3 separate regions of the Homo sapiens genome follow, and all the other regions are linked to region 1. A link is a contact called in ENCODE Hi-C data. All regions are on one chromosome and are shown on one strand. The core of a region is the stretch at or near the end of the contact, and the rest is flanking DNA. Distances in the headings are between cores, read along the strand shown.

Evidence for each region. Hi-C counts contacts between places; a loop is a spot of excess contacts on that map. Pooled maps may share reads with other maps.
Region 2: a loop to region 1 is called in a pooled map, with 10 times the contacts of the local background. The contact joins the promoter of ZNF571 here to the promoter of ZNF284 in region 1. A Hi-C loop is called at or near these places in 5 of 50 pooled maps.
Region 3: a loop to region 1 is called in a pooled map, with 9 times the contacts of the local background. The contact joins the promoter of ZNF569 here to the promoter of ZNF284 in region 1. A Hi-C loop is called at or near these places in 8 of 50 pooled maps.

Annotation. Positions count from the first base shown.
Region 1 is chr19:44,069,548-44,073,802 of GRCh38, forward strand. It overlaps ZNF284 (zinc finger protein 284), which reads left to right and starts at 2,612. Exons shown (of 5, transcript NM_001037813.4): 1 at 2,612-2,744.
Region 2 is chr19:37,592,401-37,596,667 of GRCh38, forward strand. It overlaps ZNF571 (zinc finger protein 571), which reads right to left and starts at 2,392. Exons shown (of 4, transcript NM_016536.5): 1 at 2,341-2,392. It overlaps ZNF540 (zinc finger protein 540), which reads left to right and starts at 2,476. Exons shown (of 5, transcript NM_001172225.3): 1 at 2,476-2,695. RefSeq lists enhancers at 1,353-2,034, 1,834-1,963, 2,034-2,083, 2,035-2,717, 2,314-2,513 and 2 more.
Region 3 is chr19:37,464,598-37,468,985 of GRCh38, forward strand. ZNF569 (zinc finger protein 569) reads right to left here and starts at 2,847. Exons shown (of 6, transcript NM_152484.3): 1 at 2,487-2,847; 2 at 716-876. It also overlaps a transcript of ZNF570 not described here. RefSeq lists an enhancer at 2,668-2,717.

The DNA of each region.
Region 1 (4,255 bases), core at 1,362-3,861:
TCCAATTCCATCCATATTGTTGCAAATAACAAAATCTCATTCTTTTTGTGGCTGAATAGTACTCCATTGTGTATATGTCCATTTCCTGTATCCATTCACCTGTTGATGCATACTTAGGTTGCTTCCAAATTTTGGTTATTGTGAATAGTGCTGCAATAAACATTGCAGGGGAGGGTGCAGATATCACTTTGATATAGTTTTAATTTTTTGAGGAACCTCCATACTGTTCTCCGCAGTGGTTCTACTAATTTACATTCCCACCAACAATGTGCGAGGATTCCCTCCTTCACTCCTTCCACATCCTCACCAACATTTGATATTGCCTGTCTTTTGAATAAAAGCTATTTTAACTGGAGTGGGATATCTCATGGTAGTTTTGATTTGTATTTATCTGATGATCTATGATGTAGAGCACCTTTTCATATACCTGTTTGCCATTTGTATGCCCTCTTTTGAGAAATGTCTATTCAGATATTTTGCTCATTTTAAAATTGATTTATTAAATTTTTTCCTATTTGGTTTGAGCTTCTTATATTCTGGTTATTAATCCCTTGTCAGATGGATAGTTTGCAAATATTTTCTCCTATTGTGTGGGTTGTCTCTTCACTTTGTTGATTGCTTCCTTTGCTGTGCAGAAGCTTCTTAACTTGACGTGATCCCATTTGTCCATTTTTGCTTTGGTTGTCTATGCTTTTGGGGTATTACTCAAGAAATCTTTGCCCAGACCAATGTCCTGGAACATTTCCCCAATGTTTTCTTGTAGTAGTTTCATAGTTCGAGGTTTTAGATTTAAGTCTTTAATCCATTTCGATTTTATTTTTGTATATGGTGAACAACAGGGTTGAAGTTTCATTCTTCTATATGTGGATATCATGTTTTTCTAGCACCATTTATTGAAGAGACTGTCCTTTTCCCAATATATATACTTAGCACCTTTGTTGAAAATGAGCTCACTGTAGGTGTAGAAATTTATTTCTGGATTTTCTAGTTTACGCAGCACTAAAAAGAATGTACTGTACATGAAGTGATTTCTAGGATATGTTGTTACATGACCATAGAAGAGTTAGAAACGTGCTTTCTTTTAAGTAATAATGGAAAATAAGAAATCTACACATACTGATACGGTTTGGCTGTGTCTCCACCCAAATCTCATCTTGAATTATAGCTCCCATAATTCCCACATATCATGAAAGGGACCTAGTAGGAGGTAATTGAATCATGGGAGTGGGTCTTTCCCATGCTGTTCTCGTGATAGCAAGGACAGATAGAGGAGTGACTTTGAATAGAATGGGAGGCAGGTTTGCCCTAAGCGATTTCCAGCTTGAGATTTCCTTAGTGATTTTGGGGGCCCAAGATATTTTCCTTTCACAATACTAAGCAGTTTAATTTCTCTTAAATGTGGCATTTCCACGTCTAAAGAATATTAATATGAAAACTTTAAAAGTGGGAAGATAGCTTTTCCAGGAGGGCAATTGGCCCTCCATATTGGCCCTTGACAGGGCAGGAGCATCGCCATCTTGGACAAACACTGCCATTTTAAAGTTCGCGTTGATCAAAAACTGCCTAAATCCAAAGGGCATCAGCCTAATGGCTAAGGTCAGCATGACCATAAACCACAAATGACATCTCCAATCAGAAACATTCCAACCATAAGATAAACCCCTCCCTGACCAGAGACATGCCAGCACCGAGATAACCTCCCTTCCATTGGAGAGATGTCAGTCCCAAGATAACTTCCCCTCCAACCAGAGATATTCCAACCCCACAACAGACTTCTCCCCAATACAGAAACATTCTAAGCCTGTGGTAAGCTCTCTCTCCCTAAAGCCAATACATACTCTTAGTCCGTAAGAGAGAGCGCTCCTGACTGCAATCGGCCAGAAGGCCCTCTCGGTTTATTCTCCAAAACGAACCTGTCTTTGACTGTTGAGCCGCTTTTCGTGTTTTTTTTTTTTTTCTCTTTAACTCTTACAGCCCTCTTAAACACTTAAACTGTGGTTGTTTTTCTTGCCAAACCAGTGGTACAACAGTGTCTGGTTGTACCAGGGGCTGGTGCCCCACTCAATGCCTCTCCCAAACCATTTTTCCTGGCCCATTATTTAAGCTCTTAGATTTAGCCTCATACTATTAGCGTCTAGTATATTAGCCTTTCAGCCATCTCCTGACCGCTCCACAGTCACTCCCCGCTAACTCCTTGAAGATTGTATCTCCTTGCTTTGTTCTCTTTCAGTAACACTCCTGTCATCATGGGAGGCGTGTAGACTTCAGGAATTCCTGTCTATTCAATATTTTCTCTCGAGGACGCAGGGAGAGGGAAGGACCACTCTCAGGGCCACAGTCCATATTCCAAACCAGGCGCTTGGGTCTATGGGATTCATTCCTCGTGGGCATTGCAGGAAGTGTAGTCAAAGAGCACCGCGGAGTCCCACGCTTCCCGCCGGAAGGTGATACTATAGAACGTCTCCTTTGAGATTCAAGGAAGTGTAGCGCAGGAGATCTGTTGAATGACGAGCAAGTAGGCTCAGGACGGCGTATCCGGGGAATTCTGGGAAATGTAGTTCACACGCTGCGCGGGGTAGGGGCACTTCCGCTCCCGGGGGGCGAGGTTGCTGCAGTGCATTCGGTGGTAGTTTGGTGTCAGTCCTGTGTCTTGTCGGTCCTTCTAAACGTGTCCCCTTACGATGCTGGCTCGCAACCACCTGGAAGTTGACTAAGGGGAGAAGGAGTCTCGTTGGAAAACGGAGGTTTGGAGGGACAACGGCCTCTCTTTTCGTTCTTGTCAGCGGAGCCTTCTTGGTCTTGGGGCTGTCCTCGCGTCCCCGGGCATGAGGCTGGGGGTTGGGACTTGGTCGGGACGCGTCTCGCCTGGTTTGAGGGTTTTTGGGGCTCTCAGCTCGCTCAGTCCGCCTCCCTCCATCCCACCTGTGAGGCTACTTTCTCACAATTTAGGGTTGGGATGTTATTAATCTCCCTGTACCTCCCACTGCTGTTCTTTAAAATGGGGACTTTAGGACCATCCTAATGAAATCGTTTTGGGAACTGGAAGAGGTAACACAAATGAAAGCCTTAAAGCAGCCCCTCCCTTAGTGACTGGTGGTCTCTTCTTAGTGTTTATTTCCCACGAAGCCTGTCAGGTCCCCGGGTGGGGTCAGAGCTCCATCTGCAGGGATCCCCGCCCTTGTCTCTGATTCCTGCAGGACGCTGGGTGATCCCGGACGCTTCTGACCTCTTTTTAGGAAGGCGAGGGTTGTTTCCATTTCCACGAAGGGAGAGGAACATTTAACTTTTATGCCGGACGGCAATGCGGTCAGGGTGTTTCACAGCTTTCTCCTTCCCCAGCCTGATTCTCAAAAAGAGCTGCAGGGAGGGACTTCTTGGCTACTGAGGGCAAAGTTCCACGAGAGTGGTCCTTGGCTTTTTTTCTTTTACAGAGATGCTCACCCCGACCAAGAGTGTAGGATGTGTCCTCAGGCATGGGTGTTGATAATAATTAAGCCTCAATTGGTAACTTTATCCCAAGAGCTTTATACAAGTAGTCACATTTTCGCCACACCGTGGCTCTGTGGAGAGGTACTACTTTTTTCAGTTTTAAAGATGAGTGAGATACAAAGGAGCAGGAGTTATCTGAGAATAGTCACCTAAGCAGTAAGAGGTGGAGCTGCGGTTGAAACCTGGGCGTTACAGGTCAGAGCCTTAGTTGATAATCTTTTGGATACATTCTCATTGAGGCAGAGGAACTAGCTGGAATCTAGTGGGGAAAGCAAGCTAGGACTTGATTGAAGGGAGCCTTGAGAGCAAGGCTTATGGGCTTGGACTGTTCTGGGAGTTTATCAACTATTTCATTCATTAGAACTATTTCATTTATTACAAATATTTCACTTGTTATGCAGCGGTATGATTGTGGAGCGTTCAGAAATTGGAGAAATACGAGTAGTACAAGTTTATAATTACCCATGAATCCAGCATGTAAAGATAGTAACTGTTAAACTTCGAGTGCATTTTTTTTTTTTTTTTGAGACAGAGTCTCACTGTGTTGCCCAGGCTGGAGTGCAGTGGCACGATCTCGGCTCACTGCTAACTCCGCCTCCCAGGTTCACGCCATTCTCCTGCCTCAGCCTCCTGTGTGAGTAGCTGGGACCACAGGCGCCCGCCACCACGCCCGGCTAATTTTTTTGTAGTTTTAGTAGAGATGAGGTTTCACCGTGTTAGCCAGGATGGTCTTGATCTCCTGACCTCATGATCCACCAGCCTCGGC
Region 2 (4,267 bases), core at 1,142-3,641, 6.5 Mb before region 1:
TTTTATTACCATAGATATACTGTATATATGTTTATGTACTGTGGCCCTTTGGAGGACCACAGATCATTGTAATACCTATGAGTTTTTGTCCTCTTCCTTCTCAAAAACCAAGTTTCACCCACTTGGAAGGTGATATCCTCCACCCTCATTGAGAATGCATGCTTTAGGTGAAAAAAAGGAAAGGATTAAATGGACAGCATTTAAACACATCAATATGACATCACTGAAAGTGGGACATCAGACTGTAAGGGCCTCATGATGTGATGTAATAGGAAGTACACAGCACCAACTATGAATTAAAGGTGATTTAGGGAAAATCTGATCCAAATTCCATCAAACCTCTAGATCTAACTGCCTGTTTACAGAAATATGAAGGAACGGAAAACAAATTATAAGACAGTACAAAGAAGCAATTAGCTAAAAGCAGTATACAGAATATTCTACGGGACAGATGATCTAGTTTTTCTACAAATCAACAGCACCAATTAAACCAAAACAAAACACAGGAGGGAAACTATCATGCATTAAGTAAGTTTAACAGGTTTGGCCACCAAATGCAATGTGTGGACTCTATCTGGATCCAGATTTGAACACACCTATTGTAAAAATATGTCTTTGAAATAATTGGGAAAATCTGAATATGGGGGTATACAAGATTATGAAATAACCACCACGCTGTTACACCAACATAAGAAACAAATTTATTGTTTTAAACTTATTGTTAGTTTTTTTTTTTATGTTGGTATAACAGCATCATGGTTATTTTAAAATATAATGTCCTTTTTGGTAATATATGCTTATAAGAGGATAAAATACAATTTTGAAATACTATAGGAAAAAACGGGGAAGGATTGATACAAAGGTATTTACAAATGTTTTTAATTACAGCTAGGTGTTGAACATGTTGGGGTTCGTATTATTCTTTAGCCTGCTTGAAAACATCCACAATAAAGTTAAAATTTTAAAACTCTTCAAATTTCCCCCAGAAAGTACAGTTATTTTTCATCAAAACCTTAGACCAGGCCAGGCGCGGTGGCTCACGCCTGTAATCCCAGCACTCTGGGAGGCCCAGGCGGGTGGATCACGAGGTCAGGAGATCGAGACCATCCTGGCTAACACGGTGAAACCTCGTCTCTACTAAAAACACAAAAAATTAGCCGGGCATGGTGGCGGGCGCCTGTAGTCCCAGCTACTCGGGAGGCTTAGGCAGGAGAATGGCGTGAACCCGGAAGGCGGAGCTTGCAGTGAGCCGAGACCGCACCACCGCACTCCAGCCAGGGCGACACAGCGAGAATCCGTCTCAAAAAGCAAACAAACAAACAAAAAAATCTTAGACCAGAAAGGACTGCTGTATCATTGGGTGGAAAGGAGAGGTGTAGTGTGGCTGGGGAGTAGAGCTAAACTGATGATCCCATCCCCGCAGCATCATTTATGGGGTGCCTAAGGACCAGTCACTAGCATGGCTGGTTCTTCCTTAGGAAGATGTTGCTGGAGGTAGAAAACGTTTCGGAAAGGAAGAAATTTGAGGTTAGAAAGAAAACAGGAACTTCACACAAGACTTTCAGAAGTGCGATATTCTTTTCCTCTGGGTGCCTCTCTTGGAAAACGCAGAACCGAGAAAAGAAATAAGCATCATAGAACATCAGAGCTCTCGGAGCAGACGAAACAATTTAGGATAACACCAACCTCTAGAAAGGGATTAGTCTTCCCCACAGGGCTGTCAAGCTAGAATAGGACATCTTTAACAGTGGTCTTCTTCCTAAGACACTTCCAGGGGTAAAGCCTCACCATCAGGGAAACTTCAAAAAGAGCCTCTTACTCTGCAAAGAAACTGCAGCAGCTGTAACCGCACGATTCTCAGCTGGCTTAATGATGTCCGTGTCACACGAGGAGTACTGCGGCCCGGGAGGGGCCAAGCGCTAGGAGCATTAACAGGCGGCAGGTGAGCCCACCCCGCGGCCGCACAAGCGCACACGCACACGTCCAGGGCGGAGGAACACTACTAGTAACACCCGCCTCCTTCTAGCCTCCCTATCCCAAAGTTATGGTGCCGATTTTGTCCGCGGCAGGGGCTCCAGGGGCACACTCATAAATTCGGTGCGGAGGAACACAACTAGCAGCACCACACCCCCGCCACTGCCAGAACCAAAGTGACGGTGCCGACACCCCTCCGCAAGCGCAAGGCCGACTTCCATAAGTAATTAGCCAGAGCACCGTCCCGTTCCTGTCAGCACCGAGCCCCAGCCAGGACACCGGTATTCCCAGCACCATACAAGAACTACTTTTTCGATGAAGCAACCCAAAAGCTGCGAGCGGTTCCCGGTGAGGCCGCCCACTCACCTGGCCGGCGCAGACAAGCTCCGTGCGTCAAGACATAACAGCGTAAGTGTACGACGTTGCGCAGCGACGCGGGGGCCTTCGGGAAATGTAGTCTACAACTGGAAACCGGCCGGATCGTGTCTGCGCAGGCCCAGCAGCTAAGATCGGGTCCGGCGCTCCAGAACAGAACGATCCCTGAGGCTCCCTTGCTCGAACTGTGGGACTTACCCTACTATGGTCCGAGCCTACCCTATTTCATTATACTCAAGTAACGCCCCAGAAATTCCAGAGAATCTCACACAAAGAGGTTGAGTCTTGCCGTGGTGCCTTCAGGGGAATGTCATCCCGGGCTAGAAGAGCTGCAAAAGGCTGTCAGGTAAGGTCTGGATTTCTCTCTGACAGCTCTGGCCGTGACGCAGTGGCCACGATACCGGGTTGCTGCTCAACGGGGTTCGGAAGTGTGACGCATTCTTTGCGGCCATGTGTGTGTGTGTGCGTGTGTGTGTGGGTCTGTGCGCGCGCGTGTCCGAGTGTCCTCTGTGGGTGCAGAGTGGGTAGTGGCCATGCCTGTGTGATGTGCGTCAGATTATGCTTGAGGCTATTAGTGGCGCATTTAGTATTGTGTGCGGAAGGGTCTTGGGAATGGTTTGATTATAGCTTTGAGGGTGACTGATGTCTGTTTAATCAGATTCAGCCTGCGACTGAGTATCTTATAACCTGTAAGAAATTGATTTTTCTTTGCATGGTCATGAATTTAAAATAGATTCCCATGAAATTATATAAATGTAGTGAATGATTCATTGAGAGTTCGCCTGTGGCAGTGAATGTGGGGAAAGAAGTGTGTGAGCATAATATGGTGAGAATGAGCACGATTGTGTGCAGCGCTGTATTATAGTGATATCTCCTGGCTTCAGTTTTCTCACCTGTAAAGTGAGGGTGTCAGTCGTGTAACGCTTTGGAACAATGCTTTTTAATAGGAATTTCTGCAAAACTGAGTTCCATTTTTTATATCTGTGCTCTCCAATATAGTAGCCACTAGCTACATATGGCTATTGAGAAATTGAAATGTGGCTGGTTTGACTGAGGAACGAATTTTTTAAATTGTGTTCAATTTTAATAAATCTAAATGTAAACAGCTATATATGGCTAATAGTCTTCCTATTGAACAGTACAACCTGGAGCATTAATTTGCCTTCAAGATTTGAAGGGGGTAAAAACTTAATTCATCTAGCAAATATTTGAAAATGAAATTCTTAAAACTTCCTTAAATTTTTTTTTAAATTTGAGATGATTGTAGATTCATATGAGGTTGTAAGAAATAATAGAGACATTGTGTGTTATCTTCAACTTAGTCTTCTCCAATGACAACATCTTGCAGGACTGTAGTATAATATGACAACCAGGATGTTGACATTGATAGTCAAGATAGATCATTTCCATCACCTCGAGGATCTGTTGTGTTGCCCTTTTATAGACAAATGCACTTTCTTCCCTCTTGTTTGAAGATATTCGCGTCAACATTAATGATAATGTAGGCATACCTCATTTTATTGTGCATCATTTTATTGCACTTTGCAGATACTGTATTTGTTTGTTTTAAAGAGACAGGCTCTCACTGTCTCACCCAGGCTGGAGTGCAGTGGTGCAGTTATAGCTCACTGCAGTCTCGAACTCCTGGGTTCAAGGGATCCTCCAGCTGGCCCACAAAGCCTGAAATATTTATTATGTGGTTCTTTGCAGGAAAAGTTTGCAGACTCCCAATCTATATTATTTCTGATGGCTACTTTATTTTCTATTATATGGATACACTAGAATTTATTTAACCTGTTCTTTATTGAAGTCTAATTTATGTTTGTATCTAGCTTTTTCCATTTTAAAATTAGTCTATCTGCACCTGTCTGCATATATCCTAGTGAACATATATAATTATTTTCCTTAGACAGGGTCA
Region 3 (4,388 bases), core at 1,597-4,096, 6.6 Mb before region 1:
TGTACAGGTTTGTAGCCTGGGAACAATAGGCTGTGCCATATAGCCTAGGTTTGCAGGAGGCTATACCATCTAGGTTGTGTAAGTATACTCCATGATGTTCATACAAGGACAAAATTGTCTAACCATGCATTTTTCAGAATGTATCCCCATCATTAAGCAACACAATTGTAGCTTCCTAATTGGTCTCTGTGCTTCTTCCCTTGACCTCCCTGCTCTTTCCTCATTCGTCCTCCCATAGGCCATTCTCATCAGAGCAGCCAAAGCTGTCTTCTTAAATTGTAAGCAGATAGTATCACTTCCATGCTCAAAAACCCTCCAGCAGCTTCCCATCTCACTCAGAGGAAAAGCCAAAATTAATACTACGGGCCATAAAGCCCAATTTGATCTGCCCTCCTCCCATCCACTTACCTTTCTTCTCTTCTCTCCCACTACTCTCCCCTTCAATTATTCTATTTTAGCCTCTTCATTAACAGGCATGTTGCCACTTCAGAGCCTTTACAACTGCTGTTCCCTCTGCCTGGAATAACTTTTCTCACTCACGCATAAATAGCTCCTTTACTTCCTTCATATCTTTATTACTACCTTTTCAGGATGCCTTCCCTGGCGAGCCCATCTAAAACTCAGACTCCTATCTCTAGTTCTAAATATCCTCTCACTTCACATTTTTTCTTAGTATTCTTCACCATTTAAAATACTTCATACTTAATTTACTTACCTTGTTTATTATCCAGCCCACAAAAATGTAAGTACCATGATAGTAGGGGGTTTGTCTCTTGTTCACTGCTATATCCCAAGCACCTAGGATTGTGCCTGTTACACAGACAGCCTTCAATAAATGAGTCTATGAATGAATGAATCCTTAATATATGAAGAACTCTGGAAAAGAAATTTGAAAACAGAACACTACTTTAGAAAACATATAATTTACAAAAGATTTTTTTAAATGCTTGACTTCAATAAGTAATGAAACAATTGTTTTAGAGCAAATTAATTTATATCCATGAGGTTAACAAAGATTACTACTATTTAGAATATCCATTGTTATCAACAGTGTATGAGGATATAAGCAGTCTTATACTATGCCAATAATACTGCAGATTATTGGAACTTTACAGAATAATTGGATAGGTTCTGGGAACCTTTAATAAAAGCATACATTTTAACCTATCAATTCTACTTTTAGGAGTCTGCTCCCCCTCCAAAAAAATTTAGAAAAGTATATTTAAACACGTGCCAAATAGTTGCTGATAAACACAGTTTATAATTTCAAGAAGCTACAGAGAACTAAATCACCCATCAACAGGGGTAAACGTATACCATGAAATACTTTAAAATGAATGCATAATTTGTGATTGTTTAAATGGAAAGATACTAATCATACATTGTTAAACAAGAAAGGTTGGTTACAGAGCTGTATGTATAGTGTTACTGCAATTTTGAAGCCATTATGCACACATATAGAACATATGAATGTATACGTATGTATACACAAAGGCGGGGGTGAAAAGATGGAAAGTAAATTTTGACAGTAGTTGCATGGCCTGTAGAACTATGAATGATTTTTGTTCTTCGAGCTTTTCTGTATTTTTCTCCACCCCACTCCACTCCCCAAATGGGGTGGAGTAGGGAAGGAGGAGAATGAGTTTAGTAAGTACACAAAACAACGTAGCTAATACACGAAAATAAAATTAAAAATAAATAAATATTAAAGTGTTGGGGATATCGATGTTTCATATAAAAACATATTTCCGGCCGGGCGCGGTGGCTTACGACTGTAATCTCAGCACTTTGGGAGAACGAGGCGGGTGGATCACCTGCGGTCAGTTGTTCGAGACCAGCCTGACCCACATGGAGAAACCCCGTCTCTACTAAAAATACAAAATTAGCCAGGCGTGGTGGTGCGCCTGTAATCCCAGCTACTCGGGAGGCTGAGGGAGGAGAATTGCTTCTTCCCAGGAGGCGGAGGTTGCGGTGAGCCAAGATCGCGCCATTGCCCTCCAGCAGCCTGGGCAACGAGAGCGAAACTCCATCTCAAAAACAAAAACAAAAAAACAACGTATTTCCAATGACCAAAGCTAAAGACATGCAGCGCTGGCACAAACGCCAAGTCTCACACATCTACACCCACAAGCACACCCTACCTTGTATCCACAGTTTTTCATTCATTCAAGATCCCACTGTCATGCACGTTTGCACGCAGGTTCATACTGAAAGATAAAAGGGAAAGCGCCTCCACGAAATCCGCTTACGGACACGATCCCGGGGCCACACTCAGCCAGACGAATGTCTGGCAAATGACAGTCACTTCACGCCAGACTCTCACAGTCCTTCACACGCCACTCCCACTGCCTCAGGGAACCACAAGCACAGGCATCGCCCCGCCCGGCGTCCTCCTCCAAAGATTGGGGCACCAGGACCGCGGGCCCCCACTCCCACCCAGCACAAAGAGTCCGGCGCTCAGAGCTAGCGGTTTCCCGAGGACTCACCACCAAGCCCGCGGACACAGGCCCCGATTCCACACTTAACGCTGCCAAAGTGGCAGAGCCGGCGCGGGCTGGGACAGAGGCGGCACTGAGGCCGGCGCTGTCGGTGGCTGAGAGCGCCACAAGTCTCGGTCCGTTACACCAGGGGCGACGCTTCCCAGAGGCCCCCGCGGCTCACCCGGGCGGGACTGGCTTCACTGTTTGCGCGTCCTGAGAAGCAGACCACGGTGTTCCAGGGCTCACAGCTCCGCGCAGGGGAGCTCAGCCTAGGTTTTGCACGAGCGGCCTCCCGCGAGCCCAGCTCTGAGAGATTGGGAGCGCAACTTGGTGCTGAGAAGAATCGAATCGTTCCGCTGCTTCCTGCGCCGAACTACATTTCCCAGAGGCCTTCGCGGCCCTACTTCCCCGACCCCACCTGCAAAAAGGCACTTCCTTCTTACAGTCGGCTGGAGCTGCAGGTTCGCAAGGTCCGTGAAGGAAGCCCGGCTCAGTGTGTTTAGTTCCGTCTTTTTGGGTCTCTACCTGAGGCTAGAATACAGCGGGGTGAAGGTGGTGAGAGCTCCAGGGCCAGTGAAGGCCGGGTCAGCTGGAGCCTTAAGGTCCTGACAGCGGCTAGAAGAGGGAGGAGTGACGTAGTGTGACTGTATGTGTGAAACTTCGGCCATGGAATTTGGAGTGGGGTTTCCAGGGCGAGAGACCCTGTCCAGTGACATCTGAGGTCGTGCGAATATGCGACCTTTTGTGTGACCATGGTCGCGTTTTATATTCTCGTGGCTGTTTGATTCTGACCTTGCAGTTTTGTCAGAGACAATGTGCATGTATTTGTTCTTTCTGGACTTCTCGATTGTGAGTGTGACAGTGTTATTGGATTTCATGACCCGGGATCGTGAGCGAAAAGTAGTGTGGCCAGACCGCCTGACTTCTAAACAGACTTGGCCTTACTAGCTGTGTCATCTCAGACTAGGTACTTAACTTCTCTATGCCTTTCGTGTTTTTTTTTTTTTGTTTGTTTTGTTTTTTTTGAGGCAGAGCCTCACTTTGTTGCCCAGGCTGGAGAGTGCAGCGGCGCGATGTTGGCTCACTGCAGCCTCGAACTCCCGGGCTCAAGCGATTCTCTGCCTCGGCCTTCCGAGTAACTGGGACCACAATCAAGGGACACTCCGCCCGGCTGATTTTTGTTTGTTTGTTAGTAGAGATAAGGTCTCGCTATGTTGCCCAGGCTGCTCTCGAACTCCTGAGCTCAAGCGATCCTCCCGCCTGGGCCTCAAAAAGTGCTAGGATTACAGGCATGAGCCGCACGGGGCCGGTCTTAATACCTTTAATAAAGAGATAATAGGCCGGACGCGGTGGCTCACGCCTGTGATCCCAGCACTTTGGGTGGGCAAAGCGCACGGATCATTTGAGGTCACGAGGTTTTTGTTTGTTTGTTTTTTAAGACGGAGTCTTGCTCTGTCGCTCAGGCTGGAGTGCAGTGGCGCGATCTCGGCTCACTGCAACCTCCGCCTCCTTTCGCCTCCCAGGTTCAGGCAATTTTTCTGCCTCAGCCTCCTGAGTAGCTGGGACTTAAGGCGCGTGCCACCACGCCCGGCTAATTTTTTTGTATTTTTAGTAGAGACGGGGTTTCACCATGTTGGTCAGGCTGGTCTCGAACTCCTGACCTCGTGATCTGCCCACCTTGGCCTTCCAAAGTGCTGGGATTACAGGCGTGAGCCACCGTGCCAGGCTGAGGGTAGCGGGTGGGAGACTGCCAGGAGTGTAGTGCGCTTGCGCAGTTTACCACCCTGCATCCCCCCCACCCCGCTCCCCTCCCAATTTTTTTCGGGTATCCAGCACAATTCTAGGAATTCGCCTCCCACCCATTTTGAGTAGACGCGCCACTAGCGCGTTCCCACGCACAAACCTTTT